2 separate regions of the Mus musculus genome follow, and region 2 is linked to region 1. Evidence: chromatin loops called from intact Hi-C (ENCODE). Cell type or tissue: gastrocnemius. All regions are shown on one strand. Links, peaks and the distances in the headings refer to the core of each region. The heading gives the core; the rest is flanking DNA.

The links. Hi-C counts contacts between places; a loop is a spot of excess contacts. Peaks named below come from ENCODE experiments on the same cell type or tissue, not always from the same donor. Only the 100,000 strongest peaks of a DNase experiment are listed, where the experiment ranks them.
Region 2: it touches region 1 in a loop (2.0-fold over the local background); 8 of 42 quality-filtered maps call a loop at or near these places.

What each region holds. Positions count from the first base shown.
Region 1 is chr3:32,664,346-32,674,369 of GRCm38, reverse strand. No RefSeq gene overlaps it. Among named protein-coding and RNA genes, the nearest start is that of Actl6a, 39 kb to the left of the region's middle. In gastrocnemius, for the core only: no CTCF peak of the experiment used is centred there; a DNase peak (open chromatin) is centred at 4,946; H3K4me3 peaks cover 1,831 bases; H3K27ac peaks cover 3,070 bases.
Region 2 is chr3:32,605,878-32,615,901 of GRCm38, reverse strand. The region is part of intron 1 of Gnb4 (guanine nucleotide binding protein (G protein), beta 4); the gene reads left to right. Among named protein-coding and RNA genes, the nearest start is that of Gnb4, 5.7 kb to the left of the region's middle. In gastrocnemius, for the core only: a CTCF peak has its summit at 5,167 (motif pointing left); DNase peaks (open chromatin) are centred at 4,114 and 5,115; H3K4me3 peaks cover 811 bases; H3K27ac peaks cover 731 bases.

The DNA.
Region 1 (10,024 bases), core at 926-8,925:
TATCCAAGGTGCTAAAGGGATCTGCAACCCTATAGGTGGAACAACATTATGAACTAACCAATACCCCGGAGCTCTTGACTATATGAGCTGCGTATGTATCAAAAGATGGCCTAGTCGGCCATCAGTGGAAAGAGAGGCCCATTGGTCTTGCAAACTTTATGTGCCTCAGTACAGGGGAACGCCAGGGCCAAGAAGTGGGAGTGGGTGAGTAGGGGAGTGGGGGGGGGAGGGTATGGGGGACTTTTGGGATAGCATTGGAAATGTAAATGAGGAAAATACCTAATAAAAATTTTAAAAAAAGAATTTCTTTTGCTGTGATAAAAGTAACCAATTCATTTCACCTTACAGCTGATTAAATCCATCAATGAGGGAAGCTGGAGCAAGACAGGAGGAACCTGATGCTTACTGGCTTGCTTCTCATGGCTAGCCTAGCTAGTAGCCTGCTTTCTGTTGGCACAGAGGACCACCAGCCCAGGTGTCACACTGCCTACAGTGGGCTAGAAACCTCCCACATCTGCCTCAATTTAAAAAACAAAACAAAACAAAACAACTGCAGGCTTTCTCCTGGGCCAATCTTAGTAAGGGCATTTTCTCATTTGAGGTTCCCTCTTCCACAAGGAATGGATTTTGGATTTCCAAGGCCTTGAGGAGCTTATGAAAACTTTCCATAAAACCATAAAAATATGACTGCTTGTTAATGTAACACACAAACACATTACAGTTAAAATATAACCTTCCCTTTCTTGTTCACTGCCAAGATTACATATCAATATTCATATCACAATATAAAACATTCCAACTTTAAAAAGTCTTTACAAATCCCAGCACTTTAAAAGTTAAATCCCTTTAGAACATCCAAAGTCTCTTTCAAAGTTCATGCCTCTCTAAAATATCCCTGATCTCTCTAACACTCCAAAATATCTCCCAAACTCCAAACTCTCACAGCTGTGGGCTCTTGCAAAGTCAAAATAAGTTAAATATTTTCTTACTCCAAGAGGGAAGAACTCCAAAAGGGCACAGTCACAATTAAATCAGAGTGAAACCAAAGTTCAACAGTGAATCTTAGTGTCTAACTTCTGGAAGTCACTCATGGTCTTCTGGGCTCTTCCAAAGGGCTTGGGAAACCATCCACAGAATAATTAGCTCCTACCAAGCACAGTCTCATTGGTGGTACTGGTCTTGAAAGGGACCATTGAGAACAGTTAAGGCTTGGTACCATAAATCAAGGCCACAGAGTCTCTGAAGAGAGCCTAGAGACAGGTTATTGATGAAGGTACAGCCTCAGTTGCAGTGGAGACCCCAGGATTGAGGAAGTCACATAGAGAAGTAGAGGATTGTCACTGTGAGAAGTCTGGAGAGGTCGTTCATTGGTGAAGGTGCAGCTTCAGTTGCAGCAGATATTGCAACATGTTAGAGGAGCCAGGACAGTGGGATGCTGTGGATTGGAGCCAGCCTGAGCCTATGTACTGGAGCTAGAGGCAGAGTGGAGCTGCCCAAGACCTTTGGAGTCTGGGAGACCATAAGCCCCGGATGCTGGACATTGAGCTATAGGATTTGATTTACACATCTGGATGTTGGTTTTGCTTTGTTCTTATTGTAACTGTGCCCTGGTTCTTCCCTCTAAGATCAGGAAATAATGTTACTTGTTTTTATTTTGCAAAAAGCCCACAGTTAAGGGGCTTTGGACTTTGAAGGAGACCTGTGTCTTCTATATGTTGAAATTTTTAAGGACTGTGGAAATTGAAAGGCTACACCATGTTTTATATTGTGAGGCCTTTGGTATAAACAAGAAAAATGACTATGGTCCATTAGTGATGTGTTTGTGCATGAACTTGAGGAGAGATCAGTAGCACTTAGTTAGTTTTAGTCAGCGTGACTCTAGAGTCACCAGGAAAGAGGGTGCTTCAGTTGAGAAACTGCCTCAATAAGACTGACCTGTGTACATGTCTCTGAAGCATTTGCATGATTAATGCCTCATGTGGGAGTGAGCCAGTCAGCAGTGTTCCTCCATGGTCTCTGCTTCAGATTCCTGCCTTGAGCTCTTGTCCTGACCTCGTTCAGTGATGGACTGTAACCAGTAAGCTATAGTAACCCCTTGTCCCTCAAGCTGCTTAGCTCAGTGTTTTATCACAGTAGAAGAAAGCAAACTAGGACAGTGGCCTACTGAGTTTAATTGGGGTCCTTACAGGAGCATGCATAGGGGTGTGGATGACTTACCAGAAGCTACAGCCCTGAAGAAAATAGCTCTCTTGAAGGGCTTATTTTGATGCATATGTGATTAACCAAATTCATGGATGGGCAAACCACAGATATGGCGGGCTCACATCCCTTGGAAAATGACTCAAAATAAGCATTCAAAAATAATATTTGAGGTTTTTCAATCAGCATTGTTAATTGATATATTTCTACCTAGACAGATCAGCTATATGACACGCAAAGGTTTCCAACATTATAGATTTGACAAGTGTATATGTGTGTGTGCATGTGCATATATAATTTATTATTGTAGATGAGCTTATGACATTTTTATGACCGTAGGTACCCATGCCATGATGCATATGTAGAGGTCAGAGAATGATTTGCAGCCTTCGCCTTCCGTTGCATGTTCTTGGCACTGAATTCAGGTCGCCGGGCCTGCATGACAAGTGCTTTTGCTCTGAGCCATCTTGCTAGCCCACAAACATATTTTTATGTGGGAGATCAATTACCAAATCCTTAAAGTTGAGGAGAAACTCCTTCATGTTTTGGTGAGTTTCATCTTGTTTTAATATGTTTCATCTCATATTGGAAAATTTTAGTTCTCATGTGGGGGATGCAGGGCCTCATACCTGCCAGGTTTGGCAGGTGTGCTACTATGCCACATGACAACCCAGATACTCTATTTCTGGTGGCATCTTTTTAGTTTGGAAGTTTTTATTATGTACTCTTGATATGTCTGTTTTGGCATTAGCAAATGTTTTTATTTTTTAGATTTATTTATTATTATATCTAAGTACACTGTAGCTGACTTCAGACACACCAGAAGAAGTTGTCGGATCTCATTACGGATGGTTGTGAGCTACATGTGGTTGCTGGGATTTGAACTCAGGACCTAAGGAAGAGCAGTCGGTGCTCTTAACCGCTGAGCCATCTCTCCAGCCCCACTAGCAAACTCTTAATATCTTCTCCCAGTGGATGAACAGTGCCATCTCTAATTTACAGAGAAGTACAGTATTCAGAATTATGATTTAACTTGCCCCGTGATACATGTTCTTTTAAAGAGTTTATTTTTAACTATGTGTTAAACATATGTCTCTATCTGTGTGTGTGTGTGTGTCTGTGTGTGTGACACCTATTATCTTGGGTTTTAGTTGATTCCAGATGTAGTCAAGTTGACAACCAAGATTTGCTACTGTAGTAGTTACTAGTCATAAGACACTAATCTAATTAGAATTGGCCAGCATACTCTACAGAGTGAGATCCAGGACAGCCAGGGCTACACAGAGAAACCCTGTCTCGAAAAAAAAAAAAAAAAAAAAAAACGAAAGAAAGAAAAGAAAAGCAAGAATCATTCCCTCAGTCCACTATAGTCAAGTGTCAAGTGCTAAATGGTCACATGTGGTCAGTGCAGTTGTAGAACAGAAGGCAGCTCAATCCATTGTCTTTAGCCATCCAAGTTGCTACAACAAAACACCACAGGCTGGGTAGCATACAAACCCCAGAAAATAGTTTCTTCTAGTTCCAAACGTGGACAGGGGCAGTGGCAGTTTCAGCATCTGGCCTACTTTATGATTCATAGAAGACAGCCTCAGCAAACCCTCACATAGGATAAAGGAGAAACTAACTCCCTGGTGCTTCTTCTAAGAGGGAACTATCCCCTGGGCAGGTGACACACTGCCGGAATCCCAGCATGTGAGGGGGTGGAGGCAGGAGGATCATCAGTATAAAGCCAGCCTCAGCTACAAAGTGAGTTCAAGGCCAGCCTGGGAGTATGAGATCTCTTCTCAAAAAAATGAAAAACAAAAATTGAGGAGGCAAGGGCACCAGTCTGACTCATGAGATTCTGCGTCTGTCTATGTGTCATCTCTTAGCCTCCACGGCAATGGTGCCAACGGATGACCTTAGAAGGGACACAGATCTCCACACACTGTCCAGTAAGTCCACCTGAGATCATCTGGTTGTTGGGGAACATCTGTTTCATCAGCTAGGTACAAGTCTTGAAAATTAAGTGTAAACAATAAGACTTGTAAGTTGAAAATTATTTTTTTGTCTTGTAGAGAAACATAATAGACAAATAGAGAAGAATGCTAAAAGTTGGGAGCTTATCATTCTATGGAATATTAGTCAATTTCCAGTTCCTCTCTTTTACTGAGGAACAATCGTATCCAGCATTTCGCTCTCACTGGTCTCACACACAAGCGCACACCCCTTTCCCAACCGGTTGAATCTCTCCTAACAGAAGTAAACTAAACCTTAAATCATTTACTTCACTTTTTTTTTTTTTTTTTTAAAAAGTTGTCTTTTTAACTTTTACTTTGGCATGAGAAAACTATTTAAATGGTTCCTTTGGGCAGACTGCTCAGCCTGCAAAGCCCATGTAGATGTTTGTGAAGAGAGATAATTTGTAAAGAGGTGACTGGTCTCACATCGGCTTTGAGAATCTCACCAGATAACATCTGTCAACCTTCTCATGCACTCCTGTGTAAAAATGTTAAATAAATGTTAAGTATTTTTATCATTGTTATGTAAGAAGGCTTTACCAACTGTGTCGCTAGATGTCTGGGCATCTGGGTTCCCACTTTTGTGTTGCTCCATTCAAATGTTAAGGTTCGGACTGTGTTCTGGGCACAGCGCCGGTGTCTCTCAACTTCAGCTTCACTCTGCGCTTGGCTCATTTTAAGCTTCTCTGAAACGATGGGAGAAGTTTTCTGGCCAATATCTTGCTTCCAATCATGAAAGAAAGACTTCCAGGCAGAGAAAAACTAAGAATCTTCCCTCTGGCATCCTGCTTCCTTCCCCCTCCCCTTGGGTCTTCTTTCTGCCAGCACAAGTCATTGACTTCACACTTCCTGTCTCCCGGCATAAATACTCCCTCCAGACACAGCCAGTCCTCTGTTCTTTAACCATTCCACTCCTAAAGACCTCTTTTCCAAAGCAGTGCATATTTAGTGCCTACACTTACATTTTTCCCCTCCTGTCTTGCAGAGCTGCTCGCTACACTCCCCCAGTTCATTTAAGCCCACGCACCCTGTAAAGTCCGTCATACTAGTCAAATAGAAATCTACTTTTTCTTGGGTTTGATCCTAAAAGCAGTTTGATCCCATTTATTCCCCTGCAGCTCAGAACTGCGTCTATAGGATCTTTTATAGGTAGCACTGGAGGCATCACCAAAACAACTAACCTGAGAAAGAGGAAGAAAATGTTGTCCCCTGCTTTTTGGAGTTTACATAACTCAGTCTAGAGCTTGAAAATGGCCTTGTTCCAGCTACATGGTTCTGACTTCTGCAATGAAGATACCAAAACCCTGCTGGGTTAATGAAAGAACGAAGAGCTATCCAAAAGGGAGGTGTGTGGCATCAGGATGAAGGGCAGACTTGGTTTTCTCTCATCCAGAAACTGCTGGTGCCGTAAGTGTGGGAGGCACACTTGGCCGTGTGTGCACTGGAGTCAGAAGGAAAGAGGCAGAAAAAGCCTCTGGAGACTCTGGAGAGATAGAGGCCAAATGCTCATCACAGAATTCCAATTTCCACTGAAATTGTGAATCACATCTAAAAATAAAGTCGTCTACAAGTGGCCAGATAGCTTTACTTCCTCTTAGCAGCTGAATAATAAGGTCAAACATCTAAGGAAATTAAGTCGATTCCGGACTTAGTTCAGTGTTTAGGACAGCCTCTTTTCATCTGAATGTCCTTGGGCCAGATTCTCCTCCCTGCCCAGTCTCCTCCTCTGCACAGTGCGTGGAGATGGTATTTACAAACCTGGGACTGTGGGAGAATTCAACTGCAATCCCAAGTGGTACTCTGGACACACGGTCTTAGCATGCCCATTTTGTCGTGACTTTTGCTCCAGAGCCTTCCAAGGAAGCCATTCAGACTGCTAAGAATGACTTCTGAACAGTTTATGGAAGCAAACATTCTGAAACCATAAGTGTAAGCATTGATTTAAGGCTGTCAAATTAAATAACAGAAAACAGAAGTCAGCCCAGTCTTCCTCGCTCACATGCAGAAGCTGGGAGCCCAGGAGGGTAAGAACAATTCAATAATTTCAAGATGTGACTTTTGGGTGTTGTTGTTATTTTTGTTCTTGTTGTAGTTGTTGTTTGAGACAGGCTGTCCTGAAACTTTGCTTTGTAGACCAGGCTGGCCTTGAACTCATAGAGATACACCTGCCTCTGTTCCTAGAGTTCTGGGATCTCAGACACGAGCCACCACTGTCCAGGAAGACGAGACTCTTATAAAGCTTATTTTAGTAAGAGCAAAGACATGCTCCAAGCCCTGTGTGGTTTGTGAGGCTGGCAGTAACAGAATGCTACAGGCCAAGTAGTTTAACCTACAAGACTTTTATTGTCATGGTTGTGGAAGCTGAATGTCCCGGATGATAATGTCAGCCTGCTGGCAGTAGAAGCCTCCTCCCAGGGCCTCTCTCTAGTACAAGGTGCCTCTCGCCGTGACCTCAATGAACTCTGAGAGGCCACAACGTCATTTAATTTGTATTATTTCCTCAAAGCCTTTCCCATCAAATAAGAGCGGCAGAAGCCAGAGTGATGGAAGGCTCAGTGGCTCAGAGTGCTGGCCGCTCTTTGAGAGCATCCTGGTTCAGTTCCCAGCACACGCATGGAGCCTCACAACTGTCTATTCTTTCAGGTCCCAGGGGAACCCATGTCCTCTTCTAGCCTATATGAGCACACGTATGGTGTGCAGATGTACATACAGGAAAATACTCATGCCCAAAATATAATAATAATAATAATAATAATAATAATAATAATAATAATAACTAATGGGGTTGGGGTTTTAGCTTATGAGTTTTAGAAGTACAGTGTAATCAGCATCACTGTGAGCCTGAGACTCTTGCCCTGGGGCACATTTAAATATTTGATTTGTTATACTAGGTTACACCAGGCCGTTTTCTTGCAAGTATAGAATGTACTTTAAGTGTATTTCCCAATGTCCTGGTACACTCCCCTTTCCCACTCCTTATACCACCTTTGTCCCCCTAGACACTTCGACCCCACTCTCATGTCCCATCACCTGCACCTATACAGTTCTACGTATCTGTATAAACTCTAGGACTAAGAAGAGAAAACATCCTATTTGCCCCTCTGAGACCCACTGCACAACTGCCCTCAGAGAAGGTGCACCCTCAATAGCCATGGTGGAGACTGCATCCTTGCTGACTTTCTCACAGGCTCTTTCTGACTCTTCATCCCCATCCTGCACTTTGGCGAGAGGTTATTCCTCTTTGCCCTTACTCTGCCTGCACATGTCGGCTGCACCTGAGCCTGACCTTGGTGGCTTCCTTCAGGAGACTTGTTCTGTTCTAGCCCTTCCCTCATAGGATCTGCTCCCCTCAGCTGAGCTCCACAGCACAGCCTGCAGGCCTTTGGGCCCTCTCCATTGACTCTGTTTCATGCCAACCCATGCCTTAGCTCCTCTCTCAGGTCACCCTGTAATCACCACCATCTTTCCATAAGACAGTCACTCAAAACTGTGAGGGATGAGTAAAGAAAAGGTGGATGGGGAGATGGCTCAGTGGCTGAAAGCAAGCCTCTAACTGAAGAATGGAGTTCAACAACCACACCCACCTCTGGCAAGCACACATCCAGCTCCCGGAGACCTGATGCTCTCATCTAGTCTCTGTGGGCATCTACACCCACACACACACACACACACACACGTGTGTGCACACGCACACATATACATGAGTAAAGTGAATTGTTAAGTAGTGGCACACCAACTGGAATCCGAGAGACCAGCAAGGTTCTCCAAATGCTAACTCCGGTTACCCAGAGAGGGATAAGACTTCAGAGGGATTTCACTGTAAATATTCTGTATCTTATTTGAGTTAGATTTCTTTCCATTGTGAAAATATCATTTATTTTGAAGAGACATAGTCTCTCTGTGGCGCCCAAGCTGGCTCCAAACTTCTGAATTCAAATGATGCTTCTGCCTCAGCCTTCTGAGTAGTTGGGTCTACACGGTCAAGCCACTCAGACAGATGTGTAAGAAATCTGACTTGGACCGATGAATAAGAAAGAACCTTAGGGTTCAGAGTCTTGCCAAGCATCTGTGAAACCCTGGCTGTTCTCCCCAGCGCTGTATAAATAAGATGTGGTAGTGAGCCTGTAATCTCAGAATCTGGGAGGTGGGAACAGAAGAGTCAGAAGTTAAAGGTGATCCTCACCCAGAAAGCCAGTTTGAGGCAACCCTGGGCCATATTGGATCCGGTCTAAAAATGTAGTAAGAATACAAATTAAACCACCTAAGTTTTGAAAAGAGGTAGGTGAGGAGAAGACAACTGATGTTAGACAGCATGGCTAACTAAGGTTAAAATGCTTCATTTGTCTGGACAAGATGGTGAATGGGGAGAGCTGTGGAGGTACCTGCAAAAGCTAAACAGAAGTGCTCATTAGAAAAAAAATAACAGTAAGGTTTGTAAACGTGATTCATCAGTGTGTGTGTGTGTGTGTCTGTCTGTCTGTCTCTGTCTCCCTGCCCTGGGATTACCAGAATGCACAGCTGTGCTGGGCTTTTATGTGGGGGTAGGGCTGGGGGTGGGGGTGAATAAGTGGGAGGAATGAAATTCAGGTCCTCAAACTTAAGTAACAAGAACTTTTCTGACAGGGCCACCTCCCAGCCCCTCTTGGATCATTTAAAATACATGCCCATACAACAGATGAAAAGAAAGACTTTTTTTTTTTTTTTTTTTTTTTTTTTTTTTTGAGACAGGGTTCCTCCATGTAGCTCTGGCTATCCTGGAACTTGCTCTGTAGATCCGGCCAGTCTTGAACTCACAGAGATCCACCTGCCTCTGCCTTTTAAATGCTAAGATTAATGCTGTGCTACCATGCTTAATCCAGACTATAAAAACTTTAAGAATATATATTTACATAACAAATGCCTTATACTTACTTCACTACTGAAAAGGGCATATATGTAGTAGGTTTTAACATGTGAATGTTATTACATGTCAAGCTTGTTACTGGCTATTTCTTATTCTCATCTTTTGGTCTTTACTGCCAGACAGAAAGTCACCCCAGGATTCCAGATGTGAAGAAAGAGAAGGGATTGTTTATGAAATAATAAATTAAAAAAATAAATTTAATAAAAATGTTTCAGTTATAACTAAGTGAAGATAAATATTAGTAGATGTTATTACATGATAACTTATACTGTTATATATTGCTATAAATTATATAGTAATTTATATTTCTAATGTAAGTATTAGTAGTAATATTACATGGTAACATGGTTGAAAAAAGAAGAAAATAAAATCTATTTCAGACCATGCCTCAGTCAAGAAAAAGAAGAAGAAAGAATTTATCTCAGTCTCTTTATGCATACACATAGAATTATCCAGACATAGCTGAATTTGCACCTACAGATGCATGTATATACACACTCCAACTGAGAAACATTGCTGATATTTATGTTTATTTCACTTAATATTTATATGCAGAACCTAAACTTTCCCAATTTCCCTCCCTGTTCTTCGAGTACAGAAAACACCGCAATCCCCGGGAAGCCATGAAAGTGCCTTACCAGAGCTCACCCCTGCCACAGAACACAGAGAGTGGTGTCCTCTGGGAGAGAAGGAAGCCATTTAAATTCAGGGAACAGATTCTCAACACTAGCAGGCTATTTTTAGCTAAAACTGTAGTTTAATTTGGAAACTGAGCAGTTAAGGTCTTCGTTTTTTTTTTTTTTTTTTTGGATTGACTTTTTAGACGGTCACAGATAGCTCTCTCTGCACGTGAAAAGTCAGCCTCCAGAAGGAGCATTTGAAACATTTCAGAGAATATATAAGGAAAGAGCTGGTCAAAGCA
Region 2 (10,024 bases), core at 736-8,735, 58 kb after region 1:
AGTATTATAACCTGCTGTAGACCCGCGCCCTACTAGGGAGTTGCCTTAAGACAGAATTGTAATTATTAGTCCCTTTCAATATCGCGAACTCGGACGGTGGTGACCTTTTATATATTTCAGCTTATCAGGATGTGATGGCTGGCATGCTAATGTGAGAGGGAGAGAGGTTGTCTTTTACAGGGGTCTGACCAAACTGTATATCTGGTCTTTGCCAGCATTCATTGCTGATTCTGAAAGTTTACTGTATATTTTAATATTTTGATTAAGAGCACTTAAGGAGTCTTTTGCTTTTGCATTTGGGTTTGCTGGTGAATTTGAAACCGAAATAGAAACTTTAAAAATATCATTTAATAAATATTGCCAGACCTCTTGTCTACACGTTATTAGACCATGACGCTGATTCTTCGTGCTGTGGTTTGCTTAACTGCATGCCTTAAGCCTATGAGCAATACACAGGAAGCAGTTCTGAGTTGCTGGTCTTTTATGAATAAACATTTCAGCGTGTGTTTTTACTCCTTAAAAATAGATCCTGAAATAGATCCTGGGACAATTTCAAAACTAAGAGTGGTATCTAAGTTGGGCTTTTTTTTTTTTTTTTTTTTTTTTCCCCATCACCAAATATTGTCGGAGAGTGAGTGAATTCTCTGATTTCTTTCAGGTGTGTTATTTAAGTTTGGTGGTTTGGCTATTCCTTTCTTTGCCTTGCTGGCTAGTTTAATCAGATTTATTAAAGGAATTGTTTACTGAAGCTCTGTCCTCTCATCAGGGGCAGTGAGCTATTCTGTTCTGTCATCTCTGGGTCACTCCTCAAAGGACACATTATACCTTCCACAGGCAAGGCGATGTTAAATGACTCACTGTGGCCTTGTAACTGTTAACTCAAGTTGGAGTCAGGACAAGATCCCTCTGTCCGCAGAGTGCATGCTTTTCCTGCAGAACACATTCAGTTAGTCCTAGGTCCTGGGAAGGACCCTCAGCCATCACTGATGTACACATAAAATTTCCTTGACATGTCAGAAACCTGTGCTGGTTTCTCTGCTGTGATTGGTGCCATTTACTGGTGTTACTCTGTATAGCCACCCATCAGCCATTCTGTTCCTGGCATCCCTGGGGTCAGTGACCCTTTTCCTGAGGTACAGTTACTCTATTGGCATTAAACTGGTGGTGGCTCCTACAAACTAATACCCCTATTTTGACATGGGCTCCAGAGAAACAACTACCACCACTTTGGGAGGATGGAAGCAGGGTAGCAAGCAACTCCAGGTGTTGTGGAGTTTCAGCTCCAGCAGATGAGGCAGGAGGGTGTTGTTGAAAGGGGTTCTAACCTGGGCTACAAGGAAGCCCCTGTCTCCCAACAACAACCTGCTTTATAACGTGGGAATTCTTTGATATCCTTTATGTGTTAAGCCAGATGTTCTCACAGCTGCTTCCTGTACTACCACCCCCTTACCCTGAAGCTTCTGTGTCTGGTTCTGTGGCTCCCTTACGTTGTTGTGTAAATATGGTGGTGTATCTACTGAAAACACACTTTTCTCAATGTGGTGTTCTACCTCAGTTACTGTCCTATGTCTTTCTGTCTGTCTTTCATTTTTTTCTTTCTTTTTTTTTCTCTTCTCTCTCTCTCTCTCTCTCTCTCTCTCTCTCTCTCTCTCTCTCTCTCTCTCTCTTTGTTTGTTTCGTTTTGAGACAGGGTTTCTCTGTGTAGTTTTAGCTATCCTGGAACTCCATCTATAGACCAAGCTGGTCTGGAAACCACAGAAATCTGTCTGCTTCTGCCTGCTTTCAGAGTTCTGGGATTAAAGGTATGTGGTCACCACTGCCTAGTTTTTATTAAAGTCATTTTAAATTACTCGTGTTTCTGGGCACCTTAGTGCCAGTGCCTGAAGAGGCAGTGGCTTCAGATCCCTCTGAAGGTAGGGTCATTAAGGGTCTTTGCGAGGCACTTGTTTCTTCTTCAAGAGCAGTATGCTCTTGTAACAGCTGAGCATCTAAGCTCTTTAAGCTTTACCACCTAATTTTGATCTTCATTGAGAAAGGCTGATCTTGCTTGTCAACTGGATGTGAACCTTGGCAGAGGAACCTGAAGAATTGCTTCCATCAGATTGGTCTTTGGGCATGTCTGTGTGGCATTTTCTCCATTGCCAATTGATGGGCTATGTAAGAAAGGTAGCTGAAAGTGAGCCTGGGAGCGAGCCAGTGACCCTCTGTGGTTTTCCCTTCAGTTCTAGCTTGAGCTCCTGCCCCCGCCCTCCCTCCGTGAGGACTGTAACCTGGAAGTGCAAGCCAAATCAATCCTTTCCTCCCCAGGTTGCTTTGGGTCAGTGTTTTAGCATAACAACAGAAAAGCAAGCTGGGGTAGCTCATTAAAAAACATAAAAGCAAAAGCCCTTGTATTACATTTTTATTGAGTGTGTGCATCTGTACAGGTGTGCATTCATGTGTGAGCAGATGCAAACCTGTGGCTGTCACAGGACAGTCTTTTCTCTCCTTTGGTCCTGGGGTGGGGGTGGGGCCAAACTTGGGTCTTTGGGTTGTCATCCTGCAGGCCCTGGGAAAGACAATAAATAAATACAAGACAGGTAGGTAGTCTGTAACTCCAGTACCAGGACCCCAACACCTTCTGACTTCCTTGGGCACCAGGCACCCGTGTTTACACATACACACACAGCCTTGAACCCATGCACATAAGCAAGCTGGAGGGGGGCTTTAGGATATGTTTCTTTTTCTTTTTTTTTTTCTTTTCTTAACTCCACAGTTGAGTACAAACATTGAATAACCGAACACCAGAAGGAAAAGAACCAGGTAGGGTTTGAACATGGGACCGGCCAGTTTCGATCTCATTGTAAGATGGCCCGGGGAAGTTTGATCTTTGCAGGTAGCTCTTACTTGCATGGTAGCCGTGTGGTGGTCCTGAAGCCATCTTGTGGGTATTGTCACATTGAGAAGATGAATGTGAGGGTTTGAATGAAAATGGCTTCCGTGGTCTCGTATGTTTGAACGCACATTTCCCAGCTTGGTATACATTTAGGATGGATTAGGAGGTGTGGCCTGGTTGGAGGAGGTGTGTCACTGAGGGTGGGCTTTGAGACCCAGGATCTCTGCCTGCCTCCTGCCAGCTGATCAGGATGTACAGTTCTCAGCTCCAGCCCCGAGCCTGTCTGTTTCCCCAGACCAGCCCTCTGAAGCTGTAAGCAAGCTCCCAGTTGAATCCTTTCTTTTATAAGAGTTGCTTTGGTCATGGTGCCTCTTCATAGCAATAGAACAGTAACAAAGACAATGAGTCAATGTATTGATATTTCATGAGCTAGAGTTTTTACTCCAAGAGACAAAAAACAAGAAATAAGGGCTGGGTGTGGACTTCATTGGTAGGGGGCTTGCCTAGCATGCCCTGGCTTCTACCCACTTCATTGTGGCACATGCCTGTAACGCCAGCACTTGATAGGTGGAGCAGAGGGTCAGAGGTTCAATATCCGTGGTTACACAGAAAGTTTTAGGCTAGGCTGGGCTATGTGAGACCCTGTCAGAAAGGAAGGGAGCTAGGAAATATGGGAGGAGCAACGAAGAGTCTCTAGCCTTAGGTTCAGACAAAGGGCATCAACATGAGCCTATGACTAAAAGATGTGAACACACTGTCGTACATAACATGTACATAATTGTACATGTACATACAGCATACATACAAACCTTTGCCAGCTCTGGCTGGCGAGGATGACACTGAAATGACATGGACGTGGCCAGTGCCTTATCTACATGGCTGAGTCTAGAGCTGGCACAGGGAAGCTCTAGGTGAGCCTTGAACTTTGTGCTGCAGAGCAAGGTAATGTTGAAAACAGACAGGCCGCCACTGCACCTGCCTCTTGCTGTGTCTGCCTCTCTCCCCGCCCCCACATCACATTCTTTTCCTGTTGATCCAGCAGGCAAGGTTGGACACTTTAGAGCTTCCTTTTTTTTTTTTTTTTCTTCCCTGTTTCTTCTGCCTGAGTCCAACTCAGGGCCTGATGCATGTGTCCAGCATCCTGCCATCCCCAGCTACGTCCTCAGTCCCATCATTGTTTGTTTTGAGACAGAGTCTCACGGTGAAGTGCAGGCTGGCTTCCCACTGGTTGCAGTCGTTCTGACTCAGTGCCAGAATCGCACGGCGTATGCCACGCCTGGCTTCTTTCCCTTTTGAAGACATGCCTCATGTCCTGATTCCATTCAACTCTACTTAGATGAATTTATCTTACAATAGCCTCCCTAACCACCTGGGATCTATGGCTGTTTTCCTGTGTAGCTAAAGTCGGGTAGAGAGCCGTGGTGCCCTTGCTTCGGGTTCATTTCCTAAGCAGATGATAACAGAGAGCCTGCCTTCCTTGCTTCTGATGCTGTGATAAGATACCCTAACAAAAGTAGCTTAAGAGGGAGAGGTTGTATTTCGGCTCACAGTTCAGGTGCAGTCCGTTGTTGCTTGAGAAGCCATCGCAGCAGAACTTGAGGCAGCCGCTTACCCTGTGCAGGCAGGAACGAAGCAGAGAGCAACGGGCGCGAGCAAGCATGTGACTGCTCACCTTGCTGCCTCTGCTTTATAGTCCAGGATCCCAGGGAGGAAATGGGGCCACCACATCGAGCAGATCTCCCCACCCCAGTTGCTAAACTCAGGATAATCCCCAGAGGGGCTGGGGAGATGGCTCAGCAGCTAAGAGCACTGACTGTTCTTCCAGAGGCCCTGAGTTCATTACCCAGCAACCACATGGGAATGTGCAATGGGGATCTGATGCCCTCTGTACTCGCATGCATGAAATAAATAAATAAATAAATAAATAAATAAATAAAGCTTTAAAAAAAGAAACAAAGAAAAAAGGGTTAATCCCCAGAGGCGTGCTCATCCTCAGGTGGTTCTAGAATATCAGGTTAACACTAACCGTCATAGCTCCGGGACAATGAGAATCTCGGTGTCTGATAATTGCACCTCCAGAACCTGGGGTATCCTGGTTCGTGGTTGGCACAGATCCTGGATGGATGGATATGGTTGGCGGAATGAGTGTAAGCACTCGGATTTCCAGCTCTTGCATTTGAGGAGTGCTCTCTGAGATGGACAGAACGCTGTGCAGAGAAGCTGTACAGCTTCTGTAGAAGGCGCTGGAGTGCCAGCAGCATGTCACGGCCGCCTTTTTCTTGGCTGCCCTCTGGTGGAATAATGCTGACAAGAAGTGGATGAGTGGATAGGTTACCAGAGACTAAAATAGGAAAACTCAGCATCAGCTAGATGGTTCTCCAATCAATCAATCAATCAATCAATCAATCACCAAAGCAGGACCTCATCTGGTAGAGTGCTAGTCTAGTGTGTACAGAGTACTGGGTTTGATCCTCATAAAAAGAAGGTGACGTTGCCCCTGCCTGAGATCTAGCAGAACGTTAATTAGAAGAGGCTGGAGGGTCAGGAGTTCAAAATCATTCTTGGCTATTCAAGAAGCTTGAGGCTAGGGAGGGCCACATACAATCTTGTTTCAAAAAAAAAAAGTCAGTTTGGAATTTTTAATTTTATGGACCAGATATGGTATATCACACACCTTTAATCCCAGTACTCAGGAGGCAGAGCCGAATTACCTCAGCCCGCCAGATCCCCTAGGAATGACACACAGACTTTTTAATATTTAGGAAAGCTTGGGAGAGTCTCAGCTATTTCACCTCAGTAAACGCGACCCCTAGCTCTGCTCTGCTACATGGCTTGGTAGTCACCCCTCCTCACCTGTTTCTTCATGTCTGGCTGTGGAATCTCCTGCTTCTGACTCTTTCCTAGCATTCCCTACTCTGCTCGGATGTTCCACCTATGCTATCCTGCTTTGCTATTGGCTGCTCAGCTCTTCAGTAACCAATCAGAAGGTATTTACAAAGCCCTGAGATAGATGGTGCATCTTACAGAGTGTGCAAGAGATTATTCCAGCAGAGGTGGGTGGATCCCTGTGAGTGTGAGGCCATTCTGGGTTGCACAGTGAGGCCCTGTCTCAAGAAGGAAAGAAAAGGAAAAAACTAAAATATAAAGAAAGAAAATCTTAGTTTTAGGCAAGCCTCCTTGTTAGTCCTAATCTGATGAGAAAGATGGAAAGAAGATGATCAGTGGAGTGTAGAGAGAGATAGCTTAGGATGAAGGAGGTGGCAGTGGGGATGGCAGGGGTCATGAGTGCCAGTTCCCTTTGGTACACTACTTATGAGCAAAAGATGCTTGGTAGGTTCCCAGCACTGCACTGTTTCCCAGTACACACCATTGCCCAGGGCACACCACTGCCCAGTACACACCATTGCCCGGTGCATACCACTTCCCAGTGCACACCATTGACCAGTGCATACCACTTCTCAGTGCACACCATTGCCCAGGGCACACCATTGCCCAGTGCATACCACTTCTCAGTGCACACCATTGCCCAGGGCACACCACTGCCCAGTGTACACCATTGCCCGGGGCACACCACTGCCCAGTGCACACCGTTGCCCAGTGCACAGCATTACCTAGTGCACACCACTGCCCAGTGCACACCACTTCTCAGTGCACACCACTTTCCAGTACATACCACTGCCCAGTGCACACCACTTCTCAGTGCACACCACTTCTCAGTACACACCATTGCCCAGCGCACACCAGTGCACACCACTTCCCAGTACACACCATTGCCCAGTGCACACCACTTCCCAGTGTGCATTCTGGAGAGCTTCCCTGCCAGATGCTCACAGTGCATTCCCTTTGTTCTGCTTTGAAATAGTCCCCACATAAAATGAAGATTTCCCTCATTACTGGGGATTGAACCCAGGGACTAGAACACATCACATTTTCAGCTATAGAGATACCAACACAATTCTATTCTGTATCCATTCGGTACACAAGGAGATTGGTCCCTATGATCAGAGAGCAAGTCGTGACTGAGTCCTAGGATGTGTGTGTGTGTGTGTGTGTGTGTGTGTGTGTGTATGCTTTGATTATATTGTGTGTGTGTGTGTACACCTTTGCATGAAGATGTGCACACGCCACAGTGTGGAGGTCAGGAGACAACTTTTAGGATCCTTCTGCTGTGTGGGTCTCAGAGATCAAACTCAGGCTTGGCAGCAAGTACCCATACTCTCTGAGCCATCTTTCCAGGCCCCGAATTACACACACACATGCACGCACACAGACACACACCCAGGCTGGCCTTGAACTCACAGAGATCTGCCTGTTTCTGTCTCTTGAGTGCTGGAATTAAAAGGCCTACTTTTAAATGGCAATTCAGTAATGAATGGCTAGACTTGGGGCTTGTCTCCTCCTACTTTTATAAAGATGACTTAGTGTATGGTATGAGTTTATGTATTCTTAATTCTTGAGCCACCTCCCAGGCCCTCCCCCTAATTTTTACGACTTTCTCACAAAAACACTTTGTCTGGGACTTGGTGGGTGTATTGGACTTGCACAGTTTGGTGATATGATATGAACTTAGAACCCAGGCCTGCATCTGAAGCTGTGTGACGCTTTGTTCTCTAAACTGGCATGTGCAACGGAATTAATCAGAGTAGTTAAGGTGTAGAATAGCTCGTTTTTAATCCTAGAATTCTGTAAGGTAAATAGAACATGGTAAAGCCAGGCGTGGTGGTACATGTCTGGGAACTCAGTACCCGTGAGGCTTAAGGCTAACCTGGACTGCAAAGTAAGTCCTATCTTTATGTAAGGGAAAGCATGCTAGACAGTTATTTCCGGAAGCTGAGCTTTGTCAGCAGAGGTCTCTAGTGTGCACTGCCTGGCCTGGTGTTGCTCTGAGGGCTGCCCACTATGTATTCGCTTACATTCTGATGCAGGAATTTTCATTCCTACCTGTGTGGATTGCTGTCCCAGGTCCACCTGGGGTATTTTCAGGCCATGTTGGCACCTGTAATCCTGATGCTAGGGAGGAGACTGGGGGGCTCCTTTGGACTCAGGAGCTAGGTAGCCTACTAAACAGGCAAGCCCCAGATTCAGGTAGAGCCCGTGCTTCAAAAAACAAAGTGGAGAGTGATTGAGGCAAACATGGGATTCAACCTCGAGCCTGCACACGCAGATGTACAGAACTTTCTACACACATGTGCATACATGAGGACACCGACACATTCATACCACACACAGTAACCAACCGGCATCTTTCATGTTTCATGCGAACTTTGCATCTGTGTGGATTCTGAGTAGCTAAAAACTTAGACATGGACATACGGACTCCTCACTCACACTGCTGCTATACAGACTGCAGAATGCCTCCCTTTGGTGAGAGTTCTGTGGATAGTTTAAGACGAGTTGTGCGAAGGATGTTTGAATTACACAGCTGAACTGCTTCTGTTTTATCAGTTAAGCTGTGTGGATCCAAAGCTCATTGGCACCCTCTGATATTTGGTACTGGCACAGCCCAGCTTTTAAGGTACCCGATAGGCATCTTCGCAGCGCTCTCAGTGTGTGAGAGTTGTTTAAAACACTTTGGCTGAATCAGATGCTCATTGCTGAAGCCCTTAGTCATCTTGTAGCAATTGAAAGAGCACCATGCTTATCAATTACTTTTCTAAAAAAATATTAATTTCAACCGTGTTATTGACTTCAGGGCCATGTCTACACTTCGTTGTGATACACAGTGCCAGTTTGATCGAGAGTAATATCTCCATTTGGGAAAGTCTTTGGAGATTACACTGTGCATTTCTGGTGCTTTTAAAAAGAGAGCTGGAGAGAGAGCCCAGAGTTTAAAATGTTTGCTGCCTAAGCACGGGCTCAAATCTCCAGAACCCACATCAATACTGGATGGGCAAGGCAGCCTCAGGAGGCATAGTCAGTGGATCCACAGAATAGCCTGGCTGCCAAGACCAGTGATACCAGTACACTCTGGGTTTGATTGAGAGACCCTGCCTGAATGAATCAGGTTGAGCAGCAGATAAGTATAATTCCCGAACACTTGAAACCATGCACACACATATATCCACCACATGAAAAGAAGAAAAATGAAGGAAGTATGTCCTTTAATACCCTGTGAGTGAGTGTGTGTGTGTGTGTGTGTGTGTGTGTGTGTGTGTGTGTGTTTGGAGGGCAGCTGCAGAGGGCTTTGTGCAGCCTTGCTGGTTGACCCCACACATTTCCGGCTGTCTTAGCCTGCTGTCTGCAGCTTTCCTTAAGTGCTGGATATTGCCCATATATTTGCCTTCTGGTGTTTCTATGACAGCATCAGCCTCACCCCTTCATCCCTAACATCACCGCGTTAGGAGCTGCATGATGGGGCTGACCCCACAGCATGCAGCATGGCCAGCAGGCTTTGCTTCACAGTTGTCATGGCAGCCGCCAGGACCCATAATTCCTGAGTTCTGCATGTCTGCGCAATCAGCTTCATTCACACAATGCCAAGGTCAAGAGCGTGAGAGGTACCTGGGATCATTTGATTCCAAGCAGTAGCTTATGTGTGTGTGTTTTGTGCACTTGTGTGCTTCTGTCTGTCTCTCTGTCCCTCACCCCCGCTCTCTCTCAAGGGGAGAGAGTTGGGCATTGTTAGCCACTGATGGTAAGGATCCAGTGAGTAAATTCAAAAGACTGGTTATTGGCTGAAAGTGGAGACCTGTTTGATAGGCTAACATCTGGCTCTACTTCATGAACTCTGGGAAATCATTCTGATTTGGCACCACCAACAAGTATTCTTGCCACATAAGGATATTGAAGCTGATTATACTATAGCCTACAGATTGTATTTCTAATATATAAGAAATGTAAAGGATTAAAAAAAGAAGTTAAAAAAAAACACCGTTACAAAGTAGCTAGGACTACAGTAATATTCTTGTCTCCTGCCACTGTGACTTCTTTTGCTCTTCATTTCTTAAGGTATTTCAAGTTAGCTTATTTACTGAAGACAAAAGTGTCTTAGGCACTGATACTGTAGTGAAAAATAAAGCAATGGTATGCCTCCGATCAGTGCATCTTATTGGGTGAAAGAGGCCACAGATAAGTAAATACATACTAAGCAGTGTTGGAGAGAAGGCAAGGCAAAGGGCCCCGGTAGTGATAGCAGTGGGTGGGTGCAGG